Regions from separate parts of the Mus musculus genome. Here all the other regions are linked to region 4. Evidence: chromatin loops called from intact Hi-C (ENCODE). Cell type or tissue: gastrocnemius. All regions are shown on one strand. Region 1 has its middle 67 kb from the start of Gm46846. Region 2 has its middle 9.9 kb from the start of Gm46844. Region 3 has its middle 13 kb from the start of Gm52723. Region 4 has its middle 37 kb from the start of Pdp1.

What was found. A loop is a pair of places that touch in the nucleus more often than their neighbours do. Peaks named below come from ENCODE experiments on the same cell type or tissue, not always from the same donor. Only the 100,000 strongest peaks of a DNase experiment are listed, where the experiment ranks them.
Region 1: a loop joins it to region 4, with 3 times the contacts of the local background. A loop is called at or near these places in 3 of 42 quality-filtered maps.
Region 2: a loop joins it to region 4, with 8 times the contacts of the local background. A loop is called at or near these places in 35 of 42 quality-filtered maps.
Region 3: it touches region 4 in a loop (9-fold over the local background); 32 of 42 quality-filtered maps call a loop at or near these places.

The regions. Positions count from the first base shown.
Region 1 is chr4:12,236,955-12,244,954 of GRCm38, reverse strand. It overlaps the pseudogene Gm11847. Among named protein-coding and RNA genes, the nearest start is that of Gm46846, 67 kb to the right of the region's middle. In gastrocnemius, a CTCF peak has its summit at 3,838 (motif pointing left); DNase peaks (open chromatin) are centred at 2,110, 3,089 and 3,850; H3K4me3 peaks cover 242 bases.
Region 2 is chr4:12,019,908-12,027,907 of GRCm38, reverse strand. No RefSeq gene overlaps it. Among named protein-coding and RNA genes, the nearest start is that of Gm46844, 9.9 kb to the right of the region's middle. In gastrocnemius, CTCF peaks have their summits at 1,642 (motif pointing right) and 4,028 (motif pointing right); a DNase peak (open chromatin) is centred at 4,061; H3K27ac peaks cover 3,168 bases.
Region 3 is chr4:12,030,174-12,038,173 of GRCm38, reverse strand. No RefSeq gene overlaps it. Among named protein-coding and RNA genes, the nearest start is that of Gm52723, 13 kb to the left of the region's middle. In gastrocnemius, a CTCF peak has its summit at 3,120 (motif pointing right); a DNase peak (open chromatin) is centred at 3,137; H3K4me3 peaks cover 252 bases; H3K27ac peaks cover 519 bases.
Region 4 is chr4:11,925,807-11,933,806 of GRCm38, reverse strand. No RefSeq gene overlaps it. Among named protein-coding and RNA genes, the nearest start is that of Pdp1, 37 kb to the left of the region's middle. In gastrocnemius, a CTCF peak has its summit at 4,222 (motif pointing left); a DNase peak (open chromatin) is centred at 4,214; H3K4me3 peaks cover 234 bases; H3K27ac peaks cover 362 bases.

The DNA of each region.
Region 1 (8,000 bases), 310 kb before region 4:
CACAGCATTTGGTCCCATGAGGTCAAGGCAAGAACATGAGGAAAGCCACAGGATGTGTATCAGAGGGGTCAGTACTGAAAGTACTCAGAAGGTAAGGAGGTGAACTGACAGTTTCTAACAGAGAAATGGCCAAGTGGTTGCTTTGAGAAGACAGACATTTGGGATCTGCCATTGAAGCAGAGGACGTATTGAGTTTGGAGGTGAGTCTGTGGTGAGGATGGTTTGAAGAGAAGTAAATCAGCTGAATGACCATGGGAAGAGGCAGGGAGAGCAAAGAGGTATCTGCTCAGTAAAGCTACTCTGTGATAGGCATCACCCTGGCTGGGGCTGCGCTTCTAAAACCTGTGAACAGCATCCATTTACTCTTTGTGCCAATAGGGTCTGAAATCTGTTGTTCTGGACAAGCCAATGCTAAACTGACCTGTAGATAGACTGGAGTTGATCTGTCACATCTAATATAAGAGAGCATTTTTTGTTATTTAGTCAGTTTGGCTTGGGTTTTGTAGTTGCTGCTACTGTTTATTTTATAATGCTTTAGTTCACATTTTAGTTAGCATGCAAAAGAATGTTTCATTATGTCACTTTTTTTCTGTATGCACATGTCTTGTGTGTGAGTGCATACACGAGTGTGCGCCTGTGGAGGAGACCACGAGTCACTATCAGAAGTCTTTCCTGCCTGCTCTTCACCTCTTCCTTGTGGCAGGCTCTCTCACTGAATCCAGAACTTACTGATTCGGCTCCCCTGGCTTCTCAGCAGCACCCCTCCAGACCCTGGGATCCCCCTGTCTCCCCCTCAGCTCTGGGGTTACACGCACATGTCACATGTCACCACACTTTCCATGAATGCTAGGGATCTAGCTCAGGCTCCTACACTCGGGAACACTTTTCTGACTTTCCACCTACACAGATCTCACTTGGGCATGTTTATGCACATAGTACATTTGTCATATTTGTTGCCCTAGTCCGTCCTCCTCTGCCTGCCTTCCATCATACGCTGGCTCCTTACTCACATAGCATAGCCACCCTTCTATGCTTATATCATCCATTCATAGACAGTCAGACAGACACAGATGGATGGATGGACAGATGATGGACAGGCAGATGATGATGGATGGAGAAAGAGAGAGAGAGAGAGAGAAAGAGAGAGAGAGAGAGAGAGAGAGAGGTTTTTCCATGGAAAAAACATAGCATTTATTTTAGTGATAGAAAAGAAAACATGTTAGAAGAGGAATTTAGTATCTATAGCTTAAAAATAGAAAGGACAGAGTTCGAATGACCACTTTTATGGAAAACACAGAGATGAAGAGATTTTAGAGAAAGGGTGATAGTATATGTCTGGAAGGTTGGGAATGGAGACAGAGCATCTGAGCCAAGCCACTCTGTCTAAGAATGATTGCTTATGAGCAGCATGGAGAAGGAGGAGCAGAAGAAGTGGAAAACATTATGTAAAACACTGCATTTCTCTGCCTTGTTCCTTGGTAGAAAAAAAAAAAAAAAAAAACAGAATCTGGCTCCAAGGAATTGTTCTGAGTTCTTCCTTATGGAGGTCTGAGTTACAAAACAGTTGAAGCATGGATTAGCAAGAGTCACGATGTCTTGGACATACAGAGCAACAGCCGTGTGTGCTTGTTGGGGCAATGTTCAAGGCATGCAGTACTGTACTGGTTCTGCAGGAAGACTTGCTGCAAAGCCTTCCTTCTACAAAATTAATAATTTGGTAGTGTGTTTGTGATGCTCCTTCTAACGTGCTGCAGGATACTGTAGCTGCTGCTTTGTGTATTCTGGCTCATGAACACGATTTCTCACTACAGTAAGTTTGAAGTCTATGGTTGTTGCCTGACAGCAAAATACAGTGTTAGGATAAAATACATAAATTAGTGTTGTCATTTTGAAGTTTGAACCTTATTCAGAATAAAAAGAACTTGAACAACCTCATACTTACAGGTGTTTGAGGTGTAGGCCTCTATTTTACCTCCGATGAACAGCCTCTGCCAGGCGTGAAAGATCTGCAACGGTTCATTCCCAAATGAAGCAATAAATCTGGGATTGACAGCTCCGCAGATCCATCACCAGGTCAGAGGGATCTGTGCTCTGGCGCCGTGACATTCAGGTAATTGGAGAATGAGATGGAGACATGGACTGACTCCCTGCTGTGAATGCCACCAGAGGTTATACCTTCTTCAAGACCACCAGGTCAGAAACTGTATCAGCAACCATTAAGTGTTTTTAATTCTAATTACTCATTAAAATTTAACTTAACTCATATGTCAAATACATGTAGGTTATTCTCTTTAAAAACAGCACCAAGAATTAGCTGATTGTTTTTCAAATAGAAGACTTTTCTTAGAAAAGCTTGTATGATTCATGATTTCGAGGTAAATTATGAATTTAGAAACCATAAATGAAGCTCTCTTTGTGCCAAATTATACCTTTAGGGGGTTGGCTTTAAATAACATTTGGTCAAATACCATCCTTGTTCCATTCTACAAAAGAGAGCTTGTATTTTAAAATCTACATTTAGTGAAATAAATGCAATTGTATTTGGAAAACATAAGTCACTGGAGCCGCAAAAACAATCTGTATTTATGAGTGATAATTTTTCTTCAAATTCTCCATAATTTGTTTTCATGAAAATTCTTAAAAACACTTCCCAAGAAGGGCATCATTGAAAATTTTTGTTTATGTGTATGTAATACTGTATGTGTGCATGGTGTGTTTGTGTCTATAAGTGTGTATGCACATGTGGGTATGAATGTGAGTGTGAAAGTCAGAAGTTAATGTCAGATGTTTTCCTCAGTCATTCCCGTGGTGGGGGGAGGACATGTGCTATGGCACGTGTGTGAGGTCAAAGAACATAGTGAAGTTGTTCTCTCTTTCCACCTTTACATGGGAACCTGGAAAACAAACTTAGACTGTCAAGTGTGCGTGGCAAGTGCTTCACCCACTGAACCATCTTGCTGCCTTTTCACCTTAATTTTTGAAACAAATCTCTCACTGGACTTGAAGCTTATCTGTCTGACTAGACTGTCAGGCCAGAGAGCCCGAGCTACCCTCCAGTGTCTGCCTCCCAAGTGGAGATCACAGATGCACACCTCAGCACTTACCACCTCTTCGTGGGATCTGGGAATCAAACCTACCTTCCTGCCATACCTGCTGGTACGGCAAGCACTTGATTGACTGAGCCATCTCCACATCCCCTGCCTCTGACATTTTTACATAAGGCAGGCAAACATTTCTGATGGCAATACGTTCTGTTTGTTATGGAAATGTGTATGTCTGCTGTATAATGGTCCCTTTGGGTTATTGGGACAGTATTAGAGAGTACGGCAAACTGTCTCCAGAAAGCCAATTCTTAGCTCACTTTTTTAAGATTAAAGGATATCTTCTGGCTTAAAGGGAAATTGAGATACTTAAAGGCATAAAAATCAAATGGGTTATACAATTTTAAAAGTTTCTTTGAAAAAAACTACCAAAGTTTAGCTACAAGATATTTGTCATTTATGCATTTTCTTTACAATCCCTTTCCAGAAGGCAGCATCTTTCTCGATGCCTCACAGAGGATGGCATAATTTAAGGAAAATCTTTAAGACAGGGAAATAGCTTTCCCAGCCAATGGCATCAAAATCAGAAAGAGAAAAAGAAAAAAAAGAAGAAGCCTCTGCAACAGAACTACCCAAACTGGGGAAGCTCTGTTTGGGTATTTTACATAAGTCTGTGAAATTGCTGCCTATAACATGTGATTACAAACAAATAAAAAGCAAACGCACCTAAGTCGGAGGTGGTTCAGCACGAGACCGCGCAGGAAGAGTCTTTTGACAGAAAGCCAGCGCCATCTACTGTCTGGCGATGAAATAGCAATGGAAACCGTTCTTTGCCCCGTGCCCTGGGAAGACCTGAGTTGTGCAGCTGAGGCTGGGAACAGGATCCTTACCCCAATACTCTGCAGAAAGGGAAAAGAGAAAAAGAAAGGCAGGATGCTTGGCAGCCTGGCGCCACCAACAACGGCCATTGTTTCCCTGAACACTGAGGTCGCCCAAAGGAAAAATTTCTCCGGTTAACTTTCTAAGAACTTCATGTTTTCCTCAGGTTTTCTAGCTCGCCTGCTAAAGATGTAGAAGCACCACTTCCACCCTGTACCCAACTTTTCGCCAACATTGGTGACTTAGTATTTATTCCTTCATAAGTCGTGAGTTTCTGGTGTAGAGAAGATAAAATGACTACACTGACTCTTTTAAGTCTCATCGGCTTATCTTTAAGAGAAGAGGAAGGTGACATTAGGAACATTTGGGTGACCAAATTGTTTCTATTTTTCCTCAGGGAATGTTCCCTCAGGAATGAATTTGCCCACACACTTCCAAAGGTTCCCCCTCCCTAGTCCACTTTTATTTGGTTTTGATGTATTTAAAAGTTTCAGAAATTTTAATAAAATTGTATGGTTTCATTTGGGAAGATATTTTAAGGGGAATCAGACTTTAATATAAATACACAGCTAAAAGAGGAAATCAAACCAACAACTCTCTCTATGCCACTCTCTTCAATGTTACTTGTTTCCAAATCAAAACAAAACAAAACCTAAATTCATCATGAACATGTTCTCTGGTCCTTTTAGTTTTAGCACAATATAAAAATGAAACACCTGATGCTTTGTCTTAATTCTTTGAGTATCTGTTAACTTCCTTGTCTTATCTTTGTTCTTCACTTGGAGGAAATTTTTCAAAGTTCAGTAAATAGTCGGGGTTTTTTTTGGAAAGCAAATAGCTTAAGGTGAACTGGGTGCTTGCTTTTACGAAAGACTATCTGAATATTAATTTCTGTTGATTAACGTACAGAGATTGATTTTCTCCTGCCCTTCCTAAGTTTGTAGTGCCCCTGCATGTCAGCTACCATACAAACCAGCAGCCAACAGCATCTCTGACTGTGCTATCTCCAAAGACTCCCTTCCATGTTCCTGTTTGGTTTTTTAACAATTTACATTAACACACACACACACAAATCCTGAAGAGCAATTTCAAATGCCATAATATCATCAAATTGTTATTTTAATCCCTTTGTAAATGAAAAGGCCAGGGTGTGTTTCCAAATCCATCCTAGGTTTTGAAGTGAGCAAATCTTACCTGAGCTCTGCCTTGGGAGACACAAGGATTAAAGTAGCCTCCCTGTTATTTTCTGTGGTCTGTACCTGGGCTTGCAGTAAGGAGCCACTTTCTGTCAGGACCTTTGTTCCTTGTTTACTTCCGCTCCAGCAAGGCTGCATGCAGACCCTCTCCATTGCCAGTCTTTGCTTGGTAGCTGATTAACTCAATCTCTGTTTCCTGTTGATCAAACAAAATGACTGTCACTCACACTCGGGCTCAGCTCTACTGCCACTACTACCCTAGGCACCTCTCCTGCATCCCACATCCCCAAGCCAGTGCTTTGGTATCTGGTTCACTTCTCTTAGAAATACCTTCTCTCCAGTTCTTGAGACCCCTCCTAGTCCTGCGATCACAGCATCTTCTCTATTGCAATATCTGCCTCCCCTCTTATATAACCCTTTCAAATAAAGACTCGCCTTACAAGGAAGTCCAGGTTCCTCTTTTATTTAACAAAACCCATAACTCTGTTTAAAGCTGGAGAGATTTGATTGATAATCAATAATCAGAATTATCAAATAGTCTTGTTGCCCTAGAAGCAAAGCTCTGCCCTTTTATAAGAGTATTTGTGTTGCTCGTAGGTTCTCTCCTTCACTTGAAAACAAAATGAAAAACTTTGCAAAAGTAACACTTCCCAGAAAATACTTATACTCAAGCATATTGAAACTCATATTACTTTGTATTTTCATAAATTCTACCATAAGACCCGACATTTTCCCAATTTTATCCCAAGCATCAAGTTCCCCCAAATTTATCCAAATCTGAGCTTGCTTTTCTTGAGAGGCAGTACTGTAGTGCTTAGCTAAGTCTCTTTGGAATGCACAGTTTTGCAGCAGGATGAGAATCTGAACATCTTTGTTCAAAACTCCTCCTGTCAGAGTGTTCAGCACGCAGTTCTTAGAAAAGAAATCTAATTTTCAATGGCAAAAACCACATAGTAAGGCCTAGTGCTACCAAAAGTCTTCAGAACATGTCTATGGCCAGAACTGACCAGTACCATATGCCATACCATGTAAACAAATATGTACCAATGCACGCGATTGTATACACCACAGGAGGAGCCAGCAATGAGGAGCTGAGCAGATGTCTTTGAAGCATAATCACTGTTCTGGCAGGTAAGGAGTCGAAAGCCCTCTGATGTGCAGAAGCGGATTGGAAATGTTCGATGAGGACATTTACATATAAGCTTGCTAATGCCAGTGAACTACTGGTTGACTTTTTATAAACTTAAAAGATCTGGGTAAATACGAGCTAATTTTGCTAGTGCCTTTTCAAAAACGTATGTTGGGGGAAACCCATTCATCTCCCTTGACATTAGTTCTAGGCTCAGATCCAATGCCTATACACCATGGCTCATTTCTGCTGTGTTTATTGAAAGCTGCTATCTATTTAGGTATTCCTTAAACATGTATTGGTCTCCTACTTCATGCTAAGCACTATGTACAGGGTTGCAAACAGAACTGGCAAAAATCTCTGTCCTACTGTAACTTGGAATCTATACAAATAATAATGATGATGAGTAAAAAATGCACAATGCTACATGTATTTTGTGCTAGGGAAAATATTCAAGGAAAGGAAATCCAAAATGATATGAGCCTGGAGGGTTTCCGACACAGAGAATGTGATTTTTGAGTAAAGAACACACAGAAATGAGAGGTTTAGACATTCAGGTATCAGAGCAAATCACCCCTAGAAAAGAGAAGAGAACATGCAAAGGCCCAGAGACAGGAACTTACCCTGACATGACAAGTGTGCAGAGGCTCCGAAGTTCAGAGCTTCTTTTTTTTTTTTTTTTTTTTTTCTAAAAATATTTTAATGAAAAGGTCATCTTTCTGTAACATTTCATTATGCTACAAATGAAAACAATTGAATTACAGACCACCTCTGCTGTCATAAAGATTAGAAGACATGTTAAGTTTAAAACTGAATACTCAGGCTACCAATCCTCACAGCACCTTGCACATCTGCATGCTTGCTACCATGCCAATTACTGAACTATTGTCAGGAGCGTTTCAAATTGTGACATTAACAGAACCCTTAAAAACCGAGCCCATTTCTCTGTAGTCCCCTACTAGATGGACTTTTTCTTACCATGTGTCCCCTAATTTATACACGAATGTGAACACACCTTTCAGACATGTAAACTGGGAGCAGCATCCCACAGGTCCAACAAAACCAGAGGCAGCCTCTTTTGTTTTATGCTTACCCTTCTACCATTGTAAAGTGTTTTTGCAGAAATGACAGTGGAACCATATTAGTAAAATAACTTTATTTCAGAAAGGAAATGGACTGTAAATGCCTCCTAAGCAAATGTATTTTCTCCAATCTGTTAACCACCATTGAACGATTGCTACCTCATTGGTAACTATGATTTCTGTGAACTTTGTCCTGACTTAAATGCCAAGCAAACTTGTTGATGCAGGGATGTTCCCTGTGTGGGAAACATTTTGCAGATTTGTCCCCTGAAAATGTTCTATTAAGAAGTAACCTGAATTAAGCAATTTTCAAATAAGCCCTTTCAGGGCAGCAGAAATAGCCCTTATGAACAACCAGCAACATTATGTGAATAGTAACCCAACTGTTCTTTGGATGTTTTTTTTAAAAGGAACTTGAGTTATCATACAGGCACCACCCTTTTAACTCCAGCACTTGGGAGACACAGAAGGCTGGTGGATTGAGTTCCAGGCTAGGACAACAGTGAGACCCTGTTTGTGATGGGTTAGGGGAGAAGACTAAACACTTGACTATCCCTACTGGTCCACACAAGAGTAAACTTACACGCTATAGAGCTTTAAGGAAGACAATTATTCTGACAACTGTGAAAGTTCCTAGTTCTTCTTAGGGTGGGAACAGCTTATTAAAGTCATA
Region 2 (8,000 bases), 94 kb before region 4:
TGTATGTGCCTAGTCTTGACTTGATATGCCATTTTCAGTTCATATCGCTGGGAGGCCTGGTCTTTTCTGAAGGGAAACAGAGGAAGTGTGGGTCTGGGGGAGAGAAGCAGATGGGGGGGGGCAGGAAGAGTGGAGGGAAGGGAAACTCTGGTCCAGATGTGTGAGAGAAGAATGAATCCTTGTAGGAAAGGGCTGATGGCACTGTGTGGACATAGCATCCCTCCTCTTGCCGTTAAAACCCCCACTCTCTCTGCTTTACCTCCTTCCCTCTCTGTAGAATCATTTCCTTCCAGAATTTCTTTTGCATAGATCATCAAACGTTCCCTCCAGCTATGCCTCAAACAGAAATCCAGCCTCAGCTCTCCTACTGTCCAGGTTCAGGCATTCCTTTGCAAAGCCTGTAAGATTAACATTATTAGTATTCAAAGATTAGTCTTCACTCTCCTATTAAGATACTGTTAAGTTCTACAAAGAGGGAGCAAAATTCTAAATCAACAGGGTTATTGGGCCCACACAGTGGTTGCTTACCTCTCTTATTAGCGACTCTGAAAAACAGTGCTGTAGAAGGCCCTAGGTCACTGGCAAGTTCCCTCAGGACTGATCTACTGTAAGCTGTTTACTCTACTCAACAAATGCAGCCTGTGTGGCTCACAATTCTTCTAAACATGGCTTGGACTCAGCATTGATTCGCAACCTTCTTAATATTATGACTTTTAATATAGTTCCTCCTGTTGTGATGATCTCCAAACATAAAATTATTTCATTGCTACTTTGTAACTGCAATTTTGTTACTGTTATGAATGTTAATGTAAATATCTGACATGCTGGATATCTGATATCATGACCCCAAAAGTTGAGAACCACAGGTTGAGAACCACAGGCTTAGATGTCTAAGTTGTATGCAAATAGAATGATTATATATGCAAACATACGTACATACATTGGTTGCACAAGTAAGGTTTATCTGGGAATAAGGAAAATTATGTTGTATTGTCAAAAGAAAGAAACTATCATTTGGATCATCAGGAGAGAAAAAAACAAATCTAGAAGAGTCTGGAATTTGATCTAAGTTACAGCACCAAGTCTGGTGACTTCTTCAGAAGTAATAATATTTATTCTTTGTAGAAGTTTTAGGAAATACAGAAATGTACAAAAAATACCATCTCTTTAGATACCCACAATTACATTTTGGCTTAACATACTCCCCAAACAGTTTTCTTTATATTATGCATAACATATGCCTTATTTATACTCTTTTGCATAATGGAATTATGTGATACATATGTCTTGCTTTTTAAAATACTAAGGAAAAAGCATATTTTACATAATTGAATATCCTTCAGAGATTGATTTTAAACAAATCAGTTTATATAGAGACATTTTTTATATTTTTATGTTACATATTTTCCCATAAGAATGAAGCCTATGTAGGTCTGGGACTTAAAGACCAGACTGAGCAGCACAGCAAGACCCTAGTTATTAGGGCTTTTTTTTTTTAATTTGTTGGTGGTTTTTTTTTTTTAATTGTAAAGATTTTACTCTCTCTCTCTCTCTCTCTTGCTCTCTCTCTCTCTCTCTCTCTCTGTATTTATTTATTTTTTTATTTCTTTATTTAATGTGAATAGACTGCCTTCAGACCCACCACAAGAGGGCATCAGATCCTATTACAGATGGTTGTGAGCCACCATGTGGTTGCTGTGAATTGAACTCAGGACCTCTGGAAGAGTAGTCAGTGCTCTTAACCACTGGGCCATCTCTCCAGCCCCCTACCCCTTTTTAAGTGAATAAATAACGATTTCTTCCTACAGAGTAGGCAGAAAGATTAACCCATTTACTGAACCCTTGAACCGTTGGTGATGACCTCTGAGAGGTGATTCAAGGTCAAGTCCAAATACTACCTTGTAGCCTCCCCCAGCCTTGAGCAGGCTGGTTCAGACCTTGCTGCCACTGTGAATGAAACCACCTGGGGTGGAGCCTTCTGACCTAGGTGGTTCTATTGTTCTGTCATCAGCACTGTTCATCTCCAAGACCCTGCTACCTGCTGAGAGGCTGAACCTGCCTTCCTGAGAAATTCCTGAGACAGCAGGCAACCCAGTGATTGACACCTTCTGCCAACTTAGTGCTGTCAGACAAATGGCTTACAGGCTGGCGTCAGGCATCCAGAATGGATCATCGGGAGATGGGCTTCCCCCTTTATAAGCACAGAATTTTAGTAAACATTGGGCTTTGATCAGCATCTGTCTTGGCCTTGTCTCTTCTCTCGCCGGTCTCTCTCTTACAGCTCTGGCCTCCCACTCAGGAACCCAGTTCGTGTGGCCTCAGGCAGCTACACTACTCCATCCTTCCCTCTCCTCACTTCCATTCACACAAACTCTAGACACTGCAGGCACAGAATCGACATCACCCAGCAGTGTGCTGTCTGTTTCCCCAGCTGACCTTCCTTCTGGAAGCTTCCAAACTATCATGGTCTTTTTGGGGGAACTCTCTAGCTTCAACTGCTTGACCTGTCTTCTATCTGTGAACTCGGGTTTCCCCCAGAGGCTGCCATCACTCTGGGAACCAGGCCATGGTTTCTCCATCACCATAGCTTCTTTACTACATGGTCACAACATTTATCACCATGTCAGCCTGAACCTGCTCCATCTGCCCCTCGGCAGGGCTGACACCTTTGTCAGGGCACAGGCGATGCCTGCTTAGGCTGCTCACACTATTACATCTCTAGCATGAGAACCGTATGCAGTAAGGCTTTATATAAGATTAATTTGATATTACCCAATTAACTGATTTTGATAGATTTTTATGCCACATATTTTCCTATGGGGATAAGGAGTGTATGAGAGGGGTTTTGTCTATGTGCTACTGTATAATATGTAAATCCAGTGCCTAGAAGTCTATCACCTTTCTTTCTTTCTTTCTTTCTTTCTTTCTTTCTTTCTTTCTTTCTTTCTTTCTTTCTTTCTTTCTTTTTTTTCTCGAGACAGGGTTTCTCTGTGTAGCGCTGGCTGTCCTGGAACTCACTTTGTAGACCAGGCTGGCCTCGAACTCAGAAATCCGCCTGACTCTGCCTCCCAAGTGCTGGGATTAAAGGCATGCGCCACCACACCCGGCTCTATCACTTTCTTAAAGAGTTTCAGTCCACAGCTTGCCTGTCTGTGGATGGGTGTGTGTGTGTGTGTGTGTGTGTGTGTGTGTGTGTGTGTGTGTGTTGGTTTTTATAGTAAAAGGTTACTATGCCCTTTTTCTGTTTCCTGCATCTCTCATTCAAATATATACACACAGTGCATAAATATCTCTTCATGAAAATATTAAACATTTTCTCAAACTATCTTTCAATGCTGTATCTTTTCCTTGTTTGCTACTCTAAACTCTTTAATTATTTGTTTACATCCCAACCACAGTTTCCCCTCCTTCCTTTCCTCCTAGTCCCTCCCCTCCCATCTCCCTTTTCCCCCAACCTTTCATTTCTCTTCAGAAAAGGGAGGCCTCCCACGGATATCAACCAAACATGGCATATCAAGTTGCAGTAAAACAAGACACCTCCTCTCGTATTAAGGCGATTGAGGCAACCAGACTAAGGAAAAGGTTCCCAAAGACAGGCAAAAGAGTCAGAAAAGAAGGAGTAGCACATGAAGACCGAGCTACACAGCTCTAACATATATATGCAGAGGGCCTAGGTCAGTCTCGTGCAGGCTCCATGATTGTCAGTTCAGCCTCTGTGAGCTCCTATGGACCCAGGTTAGTTGATTCTGTAGGTTTTCTTGTGGTGTCCTTAGCCCCTCTGGCTCCTACAATCCTTCCTGCCTGGCTTCTACAGGATTCTCCAAGCTCCTCTTACTGTTTGTCTGTGGGTCTCTGCATCTGTTTCCATCCGCTGCTAGATGAAACCTCTCTGATGCCAAATGCACCGGGCACCAACCTATTAATATAGCAGAACATCATTAGGAAACTCTTACTGTATACTAACCATTTAAAAGAGCAGTACAGTCCATGAGAATAAGATCTCTATGGTGCATTTACACGTTGTTCTCAGAAGGTGGCACAAGAGAGTCTCCTTGGGCTCCTGGAAAGGCCTACTCTGATGCATCTAGAAGCCCCTCTCCCCGGCCTCCTTTCTCAACTTCTGCCTTTTTATCCCTTGTTATCTCCCTCATTTTCTCTCCTTCCAAGTTCCTCTTCAGACCTGTGGCTCAAATTATGAGATTTCCCATTAATTCTGGTTTGTCCTATAATGGAGCTGGGGAAAGGAAGCAGGAAAGTGGTTCTTCCTAAAATGACCCTTCCCCCATAAGTGTTTGCATATCTCCTCTATTGTGTACCAAGGCACACCCTATTTAGAGAGCAGTAACCCCAAATATGTGATATGTGTTGCCCTTTATTTAAGAAATGCTAATTTGTTTAATTCATAAACTAACACACACACTCTCTCTCCCTCTCTCTCTTTCTCTCTCTCTCTCTCTCTCTCTCTGTGTGTGTGTGTGTGTGTGTGTGTGTGTGTGTGTGTGTGTGTGCGCGCGCACGCAAGCATGCACTTGCATGAATATTGTATGGTATTAGCATGCACATATGTACCTATGTGTGGAGGCTAGTGTCTTCCTCAGTCACTTCCCACCATGTTTTTATGACAGTCTGGGAACTCACTGAGCAATCCCAGGCAGGTTTACAAGCCCCATGGGCCTTGTCTCCTCGGGGCTGGGATTACAGTCACACGATGCCACATTGGCTTCTTATGTGCATGCTCAGCGTCTGAGCTCAGTCCTTATGCTTGCCTCCCAAGCACTTTATCAACTGAGCCATCTTCCCAGTCTCCAATCCACAAGCATTTGATGAGTTTATTTCCTTTAATAAAGTCTGAGAATGACCATTTAGCTAAAACTTTATACTTATATCAATTATATACGAATTGAAAAGGCATATGCATTTTAAAAGATATATTTTTAAGCAGAACAACCTCCTTATCCAGTATTATTAAATGTCGTCGTATTCTACAGAGCCAACTGCTGAAGAGGATAATGGCTGAGGCAGCATATGGATTGGCCAAGCTATCTTCCAGCCTGTGATTTTCTCAGTAACTGGAGACTTGAATCCTCAGAACTACACTTAGCTTCTATTTCTCCTTCTCTTTTCCAATTATTAAACTGAAAACTATTTTTCCACAGTACTTACAGCTTTTGACAGAATTTGTTTCAATCTTCTGGTTTGAGCAGAAATGAGAATTCTTCAAATAGGTACTGAGCATGCCACCACACATTAGCCAGCAGAGACACCCAAAGTGATACTTTTAGATTTCGGACTTGAGCCTTGAAGAAGCTCTTCGCAGGATCCAGCTCATTCTGTTTGAGTGCTTCCTCCCTGGTCCCATTTACTCATAGTGCAGAAAAGCTTATTACAAAGAATTTCTTTGGGTTTTTCCAATTTACCATATACTAATTACAAACCATTTTTTCACTTAATGTATTACATTTTATGTTGTATAGTATACATTCTTTATTGTTATAATAAACTTTATTCCATAGTTGGAAAAAAAAGATGTATTTTAAGTCAGATGACACATACTACCAAATAGCTTTCTGTAAAGTTTGTACCAAATGACATCCCAAACAATAATGTCCAGTAGTGTCCCTCACCATCAAGAATAACTTGTCTAGTAGACTGTAGTATCTCACTGAGGTAATAATGTATATTTCCCTAAAGTATATGTCTTTAAGTAATAGGGAAGTGAGAAGTGGTTTGATCTTGTATATTTTAATAATGAATAATTTCAAAGTGTATATTTCTCTTAGTAAAATAATAATAACATTTTAAAATCCTTTAGACTAATTCTGAGATCATCATAGACTAGGAGACACCAAGGTCTTAAATTCAGTCTTAGAACCACAGGCCACAGATATTCACAAGTAAAAAGAGACACGATCACTTAAGTATCTTTATTATTTTATAGCCAAAAATACTTAAGGTCTAGTTATTAAGGGAAATGTATTCCATGAGAGCCATGGTAGTAGAATCAAACAGAAAATGAGGTTTATCTTATAGTCTTATGTGTCTTCAACTTAATCACTATTTTGTAATATATGCTTTGTAATAGGTGGCACAACACTATCACACACACACAAACACATTCACACACTCACAGACACACTGACTTAAATACAAACACAGACAGAGAACATCAGAAAAGATTTTGTTCAGGGAACTAATACACAAAAGTAGGAGATTAATATTAACGAACAACTTCGGTAAGATGCAGAGCATTAATTCTGAGAATATATAAATGAAGTGAAATGAATAAAAGATGTTGATAACATTCAAGTTTATAGAAATGGCATACAATGGAAAAGGGTAAGAAAAAAGTCTTTCATGGGTGAGATGATAAGATGCTTTCACATTCTGAAGAAAACTCACACAGAGTCATCGCTATCTGCTCTTCCCGTTTATCTGAACCTGGCTGTGTAATGGGAGAGGAAGTGCATGTGCCACGGAGTTCCTCCCTGTGGCCTTGAGAACTGACAGAGTCAGTGGACCCAGGGGCACCAGGTTGAGATGAAGCAATATATTCCATCAATGATCACTCAATACAGCTTATTCTAAACCAGGTTCTATGGAAGATCTACTACCATCAAGGACAAGGTCTCTACCTCCTGGAAAAGTTCATCTATCAGACAAGAAAGACAAGTAACAGCAGGATGATATGAGCTGTGACCATCTCATCAGAACCATTGTTGATCAGTCCTTGGGTATTGTCAGCGCCGAAAAAGCTAGGAGTAGAGTGAGGTCAGATGCCAGAGAAAGCAAGCAACAACTTTGCCTGGGGACACAATCCTGGCTTGGGGCTGAGGTCTGATAACTGTCCCTAGATAGAGTGAGTGAGGCAGCAGGGCTGGCTGGCAAGCTGGAGCAAGAAAGAGCCTCAAGGACAAATGTGAAGTCAGAAGTGGGAGGAGTCAGGGAGAGTCAATGCAAAGACATGATAAAGGTGAAAGAACCAGACTAGAAGAGTTTGTAGAAGAACAATTCGAATCTGTTATGAGAAGGGATGTTCTTTTTTTTTTTTTTTTTTTTTTTTTTTTTTTTTTTTCGAGACAGGGTTTCTCTGTATAGCCCTGGCTGTCCTGGAACTCACTTTGTAGACCAGGCTGGCCTCGAACTCAGAAATCCACCTGCCTCTGCCTCCCAAGTGCTGGGATTAAAGGCGTGCACCACCACGCCCTGTGAGAAGGGATGTTCTTGAAGACTTATTGACCAGTCCCAGAAAAAATTTCATGCTGATCTTAAGGACTTTATTATCTAACCATGTATCTAACTAAAGAGGCAGATACTTATGGTGCTGTGGGAAAGAGTTGGTCATCAACTGATATTTCTAAGGCTTCATAGAGAAAGGAACAGCTTGGGTTCTGGTCTGCCTCTGGATAGAAGAGGAAAGGGACATGGTGTAAGATGAGCCTTCTGGCTAGGGATACTGTTGCTGTGATGAAACAGCAGGGTGACTAAAAGCAGCTTGAGGAGGAAAGGGTTTATTTAACTTATACATCTTGAGTCTATTGAGGAATGTCAAGGCAAGAATTCAAACCAGCAGGCAGGAGCTGATGCAGAGGTGATGAAGGACTGCTGCTTACTGGCTTGCTCCTCATGGCCTGCTCAGCCTGCTTTGTCTGTTTGCTTGTTTGTTTGTTTGCTTTAAAGATATATATATATATATATATATATATATATATATATATATATATACTGTTGCTGACTTCAGACACACCAGAAGAGGGCATTGGATTCCATTACAGATGGTTGTGAGCCACCATGTGTTTGTTAGGAATTGAACTCAAGTCCTCTGAAAGAGCAGTCAGTGCTCTTAACCACTGAGCCACTTCTCCAGCCTGAGCCTGCTCTTATTATAGAGCCCAGGACCACCAGCACAGGTATGGCACGCCTCTCACATCAATCACTAATGAGAAAATGTGCTACCACAATGGTTCTCAACCTTCCAAATGCTGCAACCCTTTAATACAGTT
Region 3 (8,000 bases), 100 kb before region 4:
AGGAAAGATTAGGAGTCATAGATGCGAGCATCACCAACAGAATACAAGAGATAGAAGAGAGAATCTCGGGTATAGAAGACACCATAGAAAACATTGACACAACAGTCAAAGAAAATGCAAAAAGCAAAAAGCTCCTAACCCAAAAAATCCAGGAAATCCAGGACACAATGAGAAGACCAAACCTAAGGATAATAGGTTTAGAAGAGAGTGAAGATTCCCAACTTAAAGGGCCAGTAAATACCTTCAACAAAATTATAGAAGAAAACTTCCCTAACCTAAAGAAAGAGATGTCCAGCTGGGCGTGGTGGTGCACACCTTTAATCCCAGCACTTGGGAGGCAGAGGCAGGCGGATTTCTGAGTTCGAGGCCAGCCTGGTCTACAGAGTTCCAGGACAGTCAGGGCTATACAGAGAAACCCTGTCTCAAAAAAACAAAAAAGGAAGGAAGGGAAGGGAAGGGAAGGGAAGGGAAGGGAAGGGAAGGGAAGGGAAGGGAAGGGAAGGGAAGGGAAGGGAAGGGAAGGGAAGGGAAGGGAAGGGAAGGGAAGGGAAGGGAAGGGAAGGGAAGGGAAGGGAAGGGAAGGGAAGGGAAGGGAAGGGAAGGGAAGGGAAGGGAAGGGAAGGGAAGGGAAGGGAAGGGAAGGGAAGGGAAGGGAAGGGAAGGGAAGGGAAGGGAAGGGAAGGGAAGGGAAGGGAAGGGAAAGGGAAGCAAAAAGGAAAGCAAAGGAAAAAGGAAAGGAAAGGAAGGGAGGGAGAAAGGAAGGAAGGAAGGAAGGAAGGAAGGAAGGAAGGAAGGAAGGAAGGAAGGAAGGAAGGAAAGAGATGCCCATAAACATACAAGAAGCCTACAGAACTCAAAATAAATTGAACCAGAAAAGAAATTCCTCCTGTCACATAATAATCAAAACAAAGAAAGAATATTAAAAGCAGTAAGGGGAAAAGGTCAAGTAAAATATAAAGGCAGAACTATGAGAATTACAGTAGACTTCTCCCCACCTTGCTTCTTGGTCATGGTGTTTCATTGTAGCAAAAGAGACCCTAACTAAGACACCCACTTTTTTAAGTCCTGTGCTCTGCTCTGGCACATGCTTTGTTTCCTTTTGTTTATTTCTGTAGCACCTTTAACACTTTCACCTATTTCCTAGCAGCCCTGGCTATATCTTCCACTTATACCACTTCACAATAAAACAAACCCTAGAGAGCTCTTTTAAACTTTTGTGTACTTTGTATCCTTCTCATCGGCAATCCCCTAAAATACTTGTATAAACAGCTTGCTGCCTTTGGAGAAAGCCAGCCTGGGGACCTCACAGGTCAAGATGACTTTTAACTCAGTGCTTTCAAACAGGAAGCTTGTGTCTGTTTCCTGTATGTAAATATTGACTGGCCTCATCTAAGGGGAAGTCCACATTATATAACAGGAAGTAGGAAGCAAGGCAGCTTAATGACCATGTGCCAGGTCTGCCAGAAACAGCTGGGAGTTCAAGTGAGAAATTATTCACTTACCAGGAAAATTGCTACATCTTTACCAGATATAGCATTCTTGGCTCACTACTTGGAGTTTCCCAAAGAGTAATTAATATACTAAGAATTTATATTACTATACAACAGGAGTGGGGGGCGAGGGTAGCTCAGTGGTAGAAGACTTGCCTAGTGTATTAATCTTAGTTCTCTAGAGGAACAGAACTTACAGAATGACTGTATCAGTAGCAGAAGTAATTTGAATAGAATAGACATACTGGTTTTGATTTATGTTTTTTCGTTATACTATGAAGTGTCAGCTCCTTATTCTTTCTTGCTAGGAGATCCTGCTCCTCCTAGAGCCAGTTCGTAGAACTAGAGAAATTAGGTAGGAGCATGACTGGGGTATATTATACAGACTAATTCACCCTAAGCCCCACTTCAGGAGGCATCATTCCGGGGCCAGGAAATGAGGAATCTCCGGTGGCTTAGAACCCTATTCATGTTATGCTGTCCTAAACCAATTGCCTGCCTTGCATTGCCTTTTCCTTAGAAATCCCAAATACAGCTGTGACTCCCTTCATGCCCCCATGGGTGCTTTCCCGTGTGTTCCTGCACTCTGCCTTCTGTTTCTAGAGCCTGATGGTAGAATACTCATGTGTTACCCAGCTGTCCATCACACAAAGGAACACAGGACAGTGTCAGGTTTGGGAAGATGAGGTTGAAAGAAAGGGTAAAAGATCCCTACATCATGTCTCATCTCAACCACATGTAGAGTTAGCCAAGCTAATTTTCCTGGCTGAATTGTATATGAACCACGCCTCCCAAAATCCCAGGTGTTGAAATCTTGGTTCTCAGTGATGCTAATGAGAGGTGACTGGACCATGCAAGTCTTGACTTCTCAATGGCTTTATCCATTAATGATTTCATAGGAGATGGGTTATTAGGAATTGGTTTTTATTGGGAGGGGTGCTTCTGCAGGGCCCTTAGCCTCCTGCCTCAGCTTCCTAGAGGCCTTGAGGTGAGCAGCTCCCTGCTGTTGCAAGCTCCTACCATGATGTTTTGCCCCATCAACCAAACAGTGATTCCAGCCATCTGTGAAATAACACCACTGAAAGCAAACTCAACCAATCAGTCCTTTGAGCTTTCTTGGGTATTTTTTTTTCATGGTGACTGAAACCAACACACCTCTCCTACCTTCAAATAAATGCAGTCAGCCCTCCAGAATCTGAGATCCAAAGATTTAGATATGTGCCAAATTTTCTTTTGTGTATCCAAACTGAACACGTGTAAACGGAAACACCTTTTCTCTCTTTCTTGTTTCCGAAACAATACAGTCTAACAACTATTTACATTTCACTTACACTGTAATAGGTATCATGTCACTTATGCAAGCTTGAAGTGTGTGGTGAGATCTGAATGGGTTGTATATAAGTTCTATGCATAAGTGCCTGGGAACATGGTCAGCCTTCTTAGTGAGCATGAGAGTGGAGAATAAAGCCAGAGGGTGCCACCAGGATGCCACCAAGATGGAAACAGTTTTAAAAGTTTACCATGCATTGTCAGCGCTGTTAGAACAGATGAGCTTTCATATTGTTTTCTCTACATGAAGTCATCGTAATCTGAAACTTTCCAACTGACCATTGTGAAGACTTCCCTGAAATTAACAGCAGGTGGCAGTGAAGAGCAGACTCAGCTTTTCAGGGTCTCAGCTTTTCTAAAAAAAATTAATAGAAACATGAGGAAGGTGTGTGCTTTCTGGATTACAGAAACTCAGAAACTGGCTGCCCTCTAGACCCCGGCTTTCCCATCTGTCAATCCTCACTTTACTGGCTCTCTCCTTATTTCGTCAGAGTGTTGGGCAGCTCAGCCAACCAGCACATTCTGTCCCTACTCTTTCTAACCCAGGTTTTGAATTAAACACTAATACTGTCATCTACTGAGGAAGAGAGTCACAGCATAAGTCTAGCCTCAGATCACAGAAAAGCACATTCTCTAATGCTTATAGAATCTCTTTCAACGCATTTTAATGCAATACCCACTTGCATTAAAAAGATTTAATTAGGCTATTATGGAGTATTATTATATTGAGTAATGCCCCTAAATCTTACTTTAATAATTCAATGTATATTTTAATGTTGCAACTTGAAACATCTACAAGGCAATATAATCCCAAAGATTATGAAGCATACCACATTTTCTTCGAGGGACAAGCCACAGTCAGAGATAGCAAGACCAACTAACACCAGAGATAACCAGATGGCAAGAGGCAAGAGCAAGAAAATAAGCAACAGAAACCAAGGCTACTTGGCATCATCAGAACCCAGTTCTCCCACCACAGTGAGCCTTGGATACCCCAACACACCAGAAAAGCAAGATTCTGACTTAAAGTCACATCTCATGATGATGATAGAAGACTTTAAGAAGAACATAAAAACTCCTTTAAAGAAATACAGGAGAACACAGGTTGAAGCCCTTAAAAATGGAACACAAACTTGGGTGCGAACTCAGCGAGCCCTACCACACCCAGGATCTTGAGATCCCTGGTGAGTGGAATGCAACATCTGTTCCAAAAAACCCCGAGGGTCTTGTGCCAGCAGGAACAGGGACAAAGGAAACCACCCAACCAGTGGCTGGGGTTCTTTCCTGGCAGCACCAGCCCTGAGCCATCTTGGGCGCGAACTCAGCAAGCACTAGCACACCCAGTATCTTGGGATCACTGAGACCAGTCCACACAGGAGAGCACGTGGGTGGCAGAAGCAACAGAGCTTCTTGGACAGGGTCCCTTCAGGCCTTCATCCTCAGTCAGGAGGCAGAGCTGAGACCCAGACCCCTGGGCACCTTCCTCACCAGAGGAGAGTCAGCCTCCAGGGAGGGCTCTGACCCCAGGACTCAGGAGATGGATCAGAGCTCCAGACTTCTGGACACCTTCCCTGCCAGAGGAGAGATTGCCTGCAGAGAGTGCTCTGATCACTGGGACTAAGGAGAGAGTTCGACTCCCAAGAGTGCTGACAGAGGCTAAAGAATCACAGGAGGAACAAGCTCCAGCCAGAGACAGCTAGAACATCTAACACCAGAGATTACCAGAGGGTGAAAAGGCAAACATAAGAATCTTACTAACAGAAACCAAGACCACTCGGCATCATCAGAACCCAGTATGCCCACCACAGCAAGTCCTGGATACCCCAAAACACACAAAAAGCAAGATTCAGATTTAAAATCGTATCTCAATCTCATGATGCTGGTAGAGGATTTTAAGAAGGACATTAATAACTCACTTAAAGAAATACAGGAGAACACTGCAAAACAGGTAGAAGTCCTTAAACAATTAAAGGAAAACACTGCTAAACAGGTAGAAGTCCTTAACGAGGAAACACAAAAATCCCTTAATGAATTACAGGAAAACACAACCAAATAGGTGATGGAATTGAACAAAAACCATCCAAAATCTAAAAATGGAAGTAGAAAAAATGAAGAAAACCCAAAGGGAGACAACTCTGGAGATAGAAACCCTAGGAAAGAAATCAGGAATCATAGATGCGAGCATCAGCAACAGAATACAACAGATGGAAGAGAGAATCTCAGGTGCAGAAGATTCCATAGAGAACATGGACACAACAATCAAAGAAAATGCAAAATGCAAAAAGATCCTAACCTAACACATCCAGGAAATCCAGGACACAATAAGAAGACCAAACCTAAGGATAATAGGTATAGATGAGAATGAAGATTTTCAACTTAAAGGGCCAGTAAATATCTTCAACAAAATTATAGAAGAAAACTTCCCTAACCTAAAGAACAAGATGCCTGTGAACATACAAGAAACCTACAGAACTCCAAATAGACTGAACCAGAAAAGAAATTCCCCCCAACACATAATAATCAGAACAACAAATGCACTAAATAAAGATAGAACATTAAAAGTAGTAAGGGAAAAAGGTCAAGTAACATATAAAGGCAGACCTATTAGAATTACACCACACTTCTCACCAGAGACTATGAAAGCCAGAAGAGCCTGGACAGATGTTATACAGACACTAAGAGAACACAAATGCCAGCTAAGGCTACTATACCCAGCAAAACTCTCAATTACCATAGATGGAGAAACCAAAGTATTCCATGACAAAACCAAATTTCACACAATATCTTTCCACGAATCCAGCCCTTCAAAGGATAATAAAGGGAAAACACCAACACAAGGAGGGAAACTACACCCTAGAAAAAGCAAGAAAGTAATCCTTTAACAAACCTAAAAGAAGACAGCCACAAGAATGGAATCCCAACTCTAACAACACAAATAACAGAAAGTAACAATTACTTTTCCTTAATATCTCTTAATATCAATGGACTCAATTCCTCAATAAAAAGACATAGACTATCAGACTGGATACATAAACAGGACCCAACATTTTGCTCCTTACAGGAAACCCCACCTCAGGGAAAAAGACAGACACTACCTCAGAGTAAAAGGCTGGAAAACAATTTTCCAAGCAAATAGTCTGAAAAAACAAGCTGGAGTAGTCATTCTAATATCGAATAAAATCCACTTCCAACCCAAAGTTATCAAAAAAGACAAGGAGGGGCACTTCATACTCATCAAAGGTAAAATCTTCCAAGATGAACTCTGAATATCTATGCTCCAAATGCAAGGGCATCCACAATCATTAAAGAAACTTTAGTAAAGCTCAAAGCACACATTGTACCTCACACAATAATAGTGGGAGACTTCATCCCACTTTCATTAATGGACAGATCCTGGAAACAGAAACTAAACAGAGACACATTGAAACTAACAGAAGTTATGAAACAAATATATTTAACAGATATCTACAGAACATTTTATCCTAAAACAAAAGGACATACCTTCTTCTCAGCACCTCATGGCACCTTCTCCAAAATTAATTGGTCACAAAACAGGCCTCAACAGATACAAAAATATGGAAATTATCCCATGCATCCTATCAGATCACCATGGACTAAGGCTGATCTTCAATAACAACATAAATAATAGAAAGCCAACATTCATGTGGAAGCTGAACAACACTATACTCAATGGTACCTTGGTCAAGGAAGAAATAAAAAAAGAAATTAAAGACTTTTTAGAGTTTAATGAAAATGAAGCCACAACATACCCAAACTTATGGGACACAATGAAAGCAGTCCTAAGAGGAAAACTCATAGCTCTGAGTGTCTCCACAAAAGAAACTAGAAAGAGCATACACAAGCAACTTAACAGCATACTTAAAAGCTCTAGAACAAAAGGAAGCAAATTCACCTAAGAGGAGCAGAAGGCAGGAAATAATCAAAATCAGGGATGAAATCAACCCAGTGGAAACACAAAGAACTATTCAAAGAATCAACCAAACCAGGAGCTGGTTCTTTGAGAAAATCAACAAGATAGATAAACCCTTAGCCAGACTAACTAAAGGGTACAGGGACAGTATCCCAATTAACAAAATCAGAAATGAAAAGGGAGACATAACAACAGAACGTGAGGAAATCCAAAACATCATCAGATCCTACTACAAAAGGCTATACTCAACAAAACTGGAAAACCTGGATGAAATGGACAAATTTCTAGACAGATACCTGGTAGCAAAGTTAAATCAGGATCAGATTAATGACCTTAACAGTCCCATATCCCCTAAAGAAATAGAAACAGTCATTAATAGTCTCCCAGCCAAAAAAGCCCAGGACCAGATAGATGGGTTTAGTGCAGAGTTCTATCAGACCTTCAAAGAAGACCTAACTCCAATTCTACTCAAACTATTCCACAAAATAGAAACAGAAGGTACTCTACCCAATTCATTCTATGAAGCCACAATTACTCTGATACCTAAACCACATAAAGACCCAACAAAGAAAGAGATCTTCAGACCAATTTCCCGTATGAATATCGATGCAGAAATACTCAATAAATTTCAGGTAATTCCCCATCTCAACATTCTTAATCACATTTGCAAAGTCACTCCTACAACATATCAGGGTATAGGCATTTTTTAAGGGAGGAGACATTCTGCTCACCAGAAGTGCAAACTTTCTATGGAGTACAAGGATACAAAATATGAAACTAGCATTCCTGAGTAGCTTGAGTGGTCTGGAAAGGGGCGTGAAAAAGCTACTTTAATTTAGACAAAAGATGAACAGAAGTGAGGGATTATAAGGTATGAATAAAGTCAAAGGTTTATGTACAGTAGGAAAAACATGTGAAAAGGCCTACAGAGCCTTGGATGGACCACTAGACAGTGAGCAACACAGAGAACAGATGTGCTCAGAATCAGGCACAAAGCAAGAAAAAACAAAACTTGCTATTTTATCCATCTCATCTGTGCCTTTGACCTCTCCCACTGCCACAGACAGAGTGAGTCTTTGTTTCAGGTTGGACTTTGTAGCTAGCTAACTGTGGCTCAATACACTGAATATTTTTCTTACTGGAGCCTCCCTCAAAGCCTTCACTACATGGCTTTAACAGACCATTATCTAGAGGTGAGAGAGACCCAGATCAGAACTCAAAGCCCACGCACACCACTGAGCCAATCCTGG
Region 4 (8,000 bases):
GAGAACTGTCTTACATCTTCTCTCTCTTCCTTCCAGGTCTTAGGGACACTGGAGGTAAGAATGTAAGCTTGAAACTTTATTAAGCGGCCCTTTTCCAGCATGTCTGGAAATACCTCTTGAAAAGAGAGGCAACCCCTCATCCCAAGAGGTTGGTCAGTTTTTAATGTGGGCTTTGAGTCTGCCTGACCCAGTCTGGTGCTCAGATATTCTGTCTGTTACATTTTCTTTTTTCATTTACTTTCTGTCTTAGGTAGGATTTTACTGCTGTGAAGAGACACCATGACCAAGGCAACTCTTACAAGAACATTTAATTGGGGCTGGCTTACAGGATCAAAGGTTCAGTCCATTATCATCAAGGCAGGAACATGGCAGCATCCAGGCAGGCATGGTACAGGGATAGCTAAGAGTTCTACATCTTCATCTGAAGGCCACTGGAAGACTGGCTTCCAGCAAGCTAGGTCAAGGGCCTTAATGGCCACGCCCACAGTGACACACTTCTTCCAATAAGGCCACATCTCCTAATTGTGCTACTTTCTGGGCCAAGCATAGTCAAACCACCACAATTTCCCTCAAATTTAAAACAACAACAACAAACCACCATTTCAAAGAAGACTCCACACACAAGTCATAATTTGTCTTCTTGATATTGTATCAGTTTTAGATCAGGTGAATCTGGCAAGTTACTCTATCCTGTAGACCACAGTTGCCCCATGTGTGCTCCCCCACTCTTTGCTATCTCCATCATTTACAGAATCTGCTGTGTCAGTATAGGCAGGCTCAGTTTGGGATCCTTATTGGAAGCCCTGGACACTGGAAAGAGGCCCACCCAAGTCTTAGAGCAGACAGACTTCACAGTGATGCAAACTGATCTGGTCTTTGAAACCTGGTAGGACTGTTCCTGGTAATGCAGAAAGATAAAGACAGGCCAGGTAAGACAGGAAGACAGAGGGCATTAAATTACTAATGTTATTGGACTAACATACCCTTAAGACACACACTGGTTCAAGTCTGGGCTCCACCATATACTCTCCCCCTGACCTTGAATTGGTTATTGAACTCTCAGGCTTACAAAGTGAGTGCCTTCCTGCATATTTGTCAAGCATTCAGGTGTTCTCTTTGGAGAAGCATCTTAAATCTTTTCCTCCTGTGTTCATCTGCTCATCTGAGCTCTATGTACTCTGCAGGATTCTTTTTAAACTTAGATGTGAGTCTTCTCTGCCCTTTCATCTGTTAATCGTAGCTTTTGGTGAACAACAGTACTTGCTTTAGACAAGTATGCATTTTCTACGTTTTCTTTTATGGCAAATAACCTTTGACTCTCTTTGGTGAGGCAGTTTCTGATCCCATGAAAGCATCCATGCCATCTTTCCAAGCTCTGCTCTTTGATGCATGTAGATCTGCCATGCATCTGGAACGCATCACTGCTGCTGATTCGAGATAAGGCTCCAGGCACATTTCCTACCAGGAGATATCCAGTTGGCCCAGAACTACTTATTAAAGATTCTCCTTTATCCTCTGCAAACTGTAGAATAGTTTTGCATCTTGAGCCTGTTTGTGTGTGGGTCTGTCTCTGAACCTCATCCTTCCACGTTGGTTCATTGCTTTTGAAGGGCACAAAAAGGCCCAAGGATGACAAACATGGCCCCGACAGGCTTTGCCCTTTCTTCTTCTCTCTCCCTTATTAAAAACAATCTGGTTATATTTCTAAAGCTATCCCCAAGGTCCGTTTCCCTTATTTGACTACTGACTTATTCCTGAGACTAAATCAAAATTCATTATTTGGCTACAGCACTTAACTTGTCCAATTAGGACTTAGCATCTCACCCTAGCACAGACTCCCCAGTTTTCTCTTTAAAAACCCACTACTGGAAAAAAACAAAAACAAAAACAAGAACAAGAACAAGAACACCACCTGCTGCTTGCTATCTGCAATCCAGAGGCAGCCTCTCCCCACCCCCAAGTCCCACTTACCCTTCTGAGGTAAGAAATCTTCTTTGTGCTGCGAACTTAGTGTCTGGTGTGTCCCCTACAAACACTAAGGGACACCCTCTCTTATACCTTCAACCCTGTAGAAATACCACATATCTTAGCTACTACAGCCTCTTAGGACTTGGTGTTTGGCAACTTCAGCTCTTGTTCTCATTCACACTGCCTTGGCTGTTCTTGGCCCTTGCTGATTTTAGAGTCAATGTGCGGGTTTCCTAAGTACTAGAAATGAACACCGACAGTGTAAGCATACTCAGTTCTAGGGGCCTAAATTGAATGTCCCTCAGGGTAACCCCCGCGTTTCCTCCTCACTTCTGGGTTGCAGTTACCCATGTCTGTACGCTCACGCATCTGTTGTTGCTTGTGGTCATCCTATCCTTTTTACAGCAAAGAAATATGTCTGAGCCAATTTGTGCTTTCGCTTTTAACTTGTTAACTGAGCTTTCCTTTAGTTGTCATGGCAGAGTTCTATTTGAGCTAAATATTTCACTTCTTTGAGCCTCTTCATATTTAAAAACAAAAGCACTTTGCCCCATTTATTTTTCTGTGGTGTCACAGATTTAGTACCTGAGTGTTTTACTGCCTTATAAACTATTTTGCTCCTGAGTTATGTAGGAGAATATCTTTTTTCCTAATTGTCCCAGATTTTTTTCAGATAATCTCTTATCTTTTATGCTACCCTCCAATTTTTAGCAGAGCCTCTGATGGGTCTGAGGGTCTGGAGCTCATCAGGAAAGAGTGGACCTGATCTCTCCACCTCACCCACTAAGATGTTTGTGTCAGTGTCTTTGACAGGCTTTGGTTTCTCCAAAGTCTAAAGATCTGTGACAGACAACCCAGACCTATTGGGAAAAGCAGATGTGATATGCCCTTTCCACTTGGAAAGATAGTGTAGAAGGTTTTCCTGGTGGGTGAAAAGGACAGTACCTCAGCCTTGGCATTGTTGACAGGCCTGGGACAAAGACTGGTCTTAAGAAGACAGGATGATGAGTCCCTCTTTTGCACAACATCCCCAAAGTGGCAGGAGAAAGGCAGCTCTAAGTGACAGCTCTGGGCATCAAGAGTTGGGCAGAAGCAATGGGGAGCGAGCCTCTCACGGAGGACTTGCTTCAGTGCTTTTTTCCATGGAAGGAGCTATGCTGTTGGGCCAACATATCAGGACACCAGGGATCATCAGTGCAAGAGAGACAACACAAATGCCTTATATGGTGAGGAGTGACGGGCAAAGCCAGAAACCACGGGCAGAAACGAGACCCTTCTCTGCTTGCAGACCAAAGTCTTCCACTTTCCCTTTTTGAACTGCCTTAAATGAATTGTTTGTTGTGCTCGTGAAGGACCCGCTGGAAATGAGGCAGAGTCTCAGGATAAAGGTCCGTATGAGCACTCTGCAATTTGAATATTCAAATCCGTTCTAATGAATTTAAAATGTGTCTTTCCTGTGCCAAAGAGTTAAACAGTCCATATTACTTTTAAACTATATTTTGTAGTGGGTAGAGCATGCGAATTGAATAATTTACATTCCTGATGTTCTTTTGAGATTTTTGTCTAAGTTGAAATATTTTAATTGATTTTCCCTTATTCCTAAAGCTATGTTAATTATTGGTAAGTTTAAAAGATAAACACATTTAAAAAGAAATTGAAAAAATACAAAAACATACTGTTTCTAATAACCACAAACACTATGCTTCCCAATTTGAACCAATGAGTCAAACATAAGAATACCTATGAGAGTGCCCATATCAAGCATTGCTGTTTGGTCTATACCTGGCTTACTTAGCACAGGTTATCTTCAGCTTCCATCAACGTGGCTTATAACGGCTCCACGGCATGCTTGGTCACCACACTCCCCTCTTCAGTCAGTTCTCCAGCTCTACCCCTGCAGTTCTTCCAAAATATATGTCCAATCATATCCCCCACTCCGCTTATAACTTAATAATGGCCTCCACAGCCCCAAGATCGAGGCTTTAATGTCCCTGTGGCTCAGAGGTTCTTGATATCCTAGTGCCTGCTTCTTGCAGTCTTGTGATCACCTTGGCCTCTGTGCTCCGGACACAGGGCAGCCTGTTTCTGTGCTTAAGAGTCATTCTATATCTCCGTCTCTCTTCCTCTCTTACTGTCAGGTTGGAACTTGGTCGTTTCCTCTCAAGGCTAACTGCCTTGTCTTTCATCCACAAAGAGCATTTGGACATTTTCAGCTCTGCCAAGCTCTGGTTGCACCTGGACTAGGCAACATTGCCCCCTAGAGGACCTCTAGGTGCTCTGGCTGGGCTGACTCCTGAAATGACCTGAGACCAGAACTGAGGGTGACTCATATGGAGACTGGATCATATGCCACTGTTTCCTTGGCTATTGCTTCTGCCCCAGACTCCCTTTCTTTTGATATTTCAACCAATCTTTTAGACCTTCTCCTTGGGTCCATCCGGATCTCTTAATTTTCTTTGTATTTTCCATTATTGCTGTTTTTCTGTGTTACATTCTAATAGTTTGTTGTCTCTCATCTTTTGGTTTTCCAATCTTCCCTTCAGCCATGTGTAACTTAGAATTAAAATCTTAGGCTTGGCTATTAACTTTTGAAAGATGTAAGGATTAAACTCAATCATCTCAAGCCTGCTAAGCATAAAAAAGGCATCCTGTAGCTATACTATGACTGCACCCACAGCCTGGCTGTTACAATATTTTGAGACAGGGTGTCACAGTGTAGCCCAGGATGGCCTTGAGCTCATGGTTCAAGGTTATGCCAGCCTCCCAAGTGCTGGGATTGTTGCGTTTTTTCAAATAGTAGGATTCCGATTTAGCTCTGTTTCAATTCTGCTGTTACCTTTTAATATACAGACCCCAGATCCCTGTTAAAACTATTAAGCCTATGTTTCATTTATGTTACACAGTAAGCAGAGGTGTATAGTTTGCACATGAGAGTTTCAGTAGTGATGCCTTTTCCTGGTATCTGCTCTTTCTATGTGGTTCCTGACTGTGTCTGGTTATTGTTCATATGAAAAATAGTTTTTAGAAATAATATGAAGACTGGGGCAGGAACATGGTCATACTTAGAACATTTTGAGTATTTATTTTACTTTCTCAAAGAAAGACAGACTGCTGGATGTAGCCAATGATTTAGACGTATTTAGAATCCTGAAAACTTGACTGTATTCTCCTACAAATAGACTTCCAAACTTTGTTTGGAGGTTCTAGCAAGGGATTGAGCCTCTCATAGATCCTTGACCCAAGATGGATCTTCTATTGAGAAAGGTTTTTCTCTGCAAGCATATGTACAGCTTGTCAGGAAACACACACATGGTCTGGGAACATGGAAGAAGGGAACATATGCCTAGCCAGTCAGATTAGCTACATCACCTGCCTAATGGGATGACAGCTATCATAGCCAAATCACCTTTATACCTTGTTTATTTTCACCAGGTGCAGCCATGTGGCACTCCTTCCTTGTCCTCAGAGGATACTCCGTGACTCATAGTGCAAGCTGAATATCTGAGGTAGTGCCAAACTACAACGTCTTTCCAGTCTATCCTACAGTGTCAGAGACAGTCTATCTGTCCTTGTCTTATACACTGGTGACTCCTTTATATCATATTGCACTTTGGGGCCATTATTAAATAAAATAAGCATTAATTGAACATAAGCATGTGATATTATGATAGCTAATTTGATAACTGTGACCACTTCCAACTGATTAAACTGTTAGGAGTATATATAATGTAAATACACTGCACAAAGACCCCTCTAAGTTATGTATATGGACTTAAAGGCTTCAGAAGGCCAAACTAAAAAGAGACATCAGAACTCCTTTTAGCTCCTCCAGTGTCAAAGGGGTCAGTACAGTGGCTTGCATTACCATTGCCTTAGGGTTTTACTGCTGTGAAGAGATACCATGACTAAGGCAAGACTTACAAAGGACAACATTTAATTGGGGCTGGCAGGTTCAGAGGTTCAGTCCAGTATCATCAAGGTGGGAACATGGCAGCGTCTAGGCAAGTATGGTGCAGGAGGAGCTGAGAGGTCTACATCTTCATCTGAAGGCTGCTAGTGGAAGACTGACTTTCAGGGAGCTAGGATGAGGGTCTTAAAGCCCATACACACAGTGACACATGTACTCCAACAAGGACACACCTACCTCAACAGGACAACACCTTCTAATAGTGCCACTCCCTGGACTGAGCATATACACACCAACACAACCATCATTTACCTAGAGCAGCTCTCCTGGGCTAAGGCAGGTTGGATCTCTCTCTACTACTTGCTCTCTGATACCCCGAGAGAGTCAGCTGGAACAGATGACAGCTTCCAGCATGCATTTCTCTAGCATTTTTCTAGTTAGCCTAGCACATTTCCTAGCCTATGATATGCCCCCTGCATGTCCTTTCTCAGTTATGTTTTGATATCCTCTCACTTTACGTAGAGCAAGGTGTACAAGGGACAAGGGAAAGGAAAGTGCTGTGGTTGCCCATTTTCTACTTGATCCAGACCTCGAATTTCTCACCCAGGGTCAGACTAAATAATGAGCATTCAAAGATGTCTGCCTCCAATCCCCAGGAGCTGTGGATATACTACCATATAAGACAAAGGAGACTTCCTGTTGTGAGTATGTTAGTGATAGAAGGGTATTCTCGATCATTCAGCTTGTCCCAATATGATTGTAAGGATCCTCATTAAGATGAAGGCAGGAGACATACATCATATCAAAGAAACGAAGAGATAAGAGTGAAGCAGGAATGGCCTCCAAGCCAAGAAATGTGAGCAGCCCCTAGAAGCTGCAAAAGGTACGGATGCAGCATCTCCATTAGAGCCTCCTGGAGGAATGATGGGGCTGTCAGCTTGATTTTAGGACTCCTGACTCCTTGAACTGTGACACAATAAATACATCTTGTTTTAAGCCATTAAAGTTACAGTCATTTGTAACAACCTCAGCAGAAAAACTGAACTGGCAGGCCATCAGTCTACTGTCTGGCTCTGCTGCTAACCATTGTAGTTCCTGGAAATGCTTCTCAGATGTTCGAATTAGGTCCTCTCGATGACTGCCCTCAACAAAGGTGCTTAACAGAGGGTGGGGGTTGAGTTCCTGTTGTTTTCAGTGCCACTTTGCTGCTGCTTCTGTTTGAATGTTCTGGGTGTAACCAAGACCTCTCTGCGATGTGGGGAATGCCCTAGCTCATATAAAGTCTATATTGACCTTCTGTCAGGTAAGAAAGTCCCTTCTGCTTCCTGGTGAGAAGGCAGACCATTTTTTCCCCTCAACCACTTTATGTGAAGTGTGCATCTTCTAATGTAAAGCCAACCTAAAATATGTTGTTGTTGTTGTTGTTGTTGATGATGATGATGATGGTGGTGGTGGTGGTGGTGGTGGTGGTGCCCCTGCTGCTGGTTTGAGACAGGATCTCATTTGTCCAGGCTGCTCTTTCGCTTCCTATGCAGCTGAAGAGGACTTCAAACCCTGGTCCTCTTGCTTCTGCTTCTTCTGTTCTGAGACTCTATTCATGCACCACCACACCCAGTTTATGGGATTCTGAGGTGCAAGCCTAGGACTTCCTGCATGCTAGCAAGTGTTCTACCCACTGATCTAAATTCCCAGCCCCATCAACCAAAATTTTGAGAAAAAAGTTGAGAGAATGAGAACACCCAAATACTTAAAAATGACGGTAAGCATTCAGTCCAATACCTCAGATATCCCCCTGGGGATACCGGTAGTTTAGGCAGGCCACTGGCATGGTCCTGGGGACATACATGTAGCATGTTGTGGTAGGCAGAAGACAGGCAGCTGCTTCACTTCCTCAAGCTTCTACAGCTTGCTTAGTATGCAGGGAATGACCAATTCAAAATTCACTTCCCATGTTTCCTATTTGCCTGTATTTAGAGCCATGAGCACCCAGAAGACAGCAGTCTCTGTTCTCCAATTCACGAGACACAACAGCTCTACAGATAATTACAAGGCAGCATGGTAATTGCTATGGGACAATGATGAGACGAGTCTGTAAGTGAAGCAGGAGGAAATGGCAGATACTCAT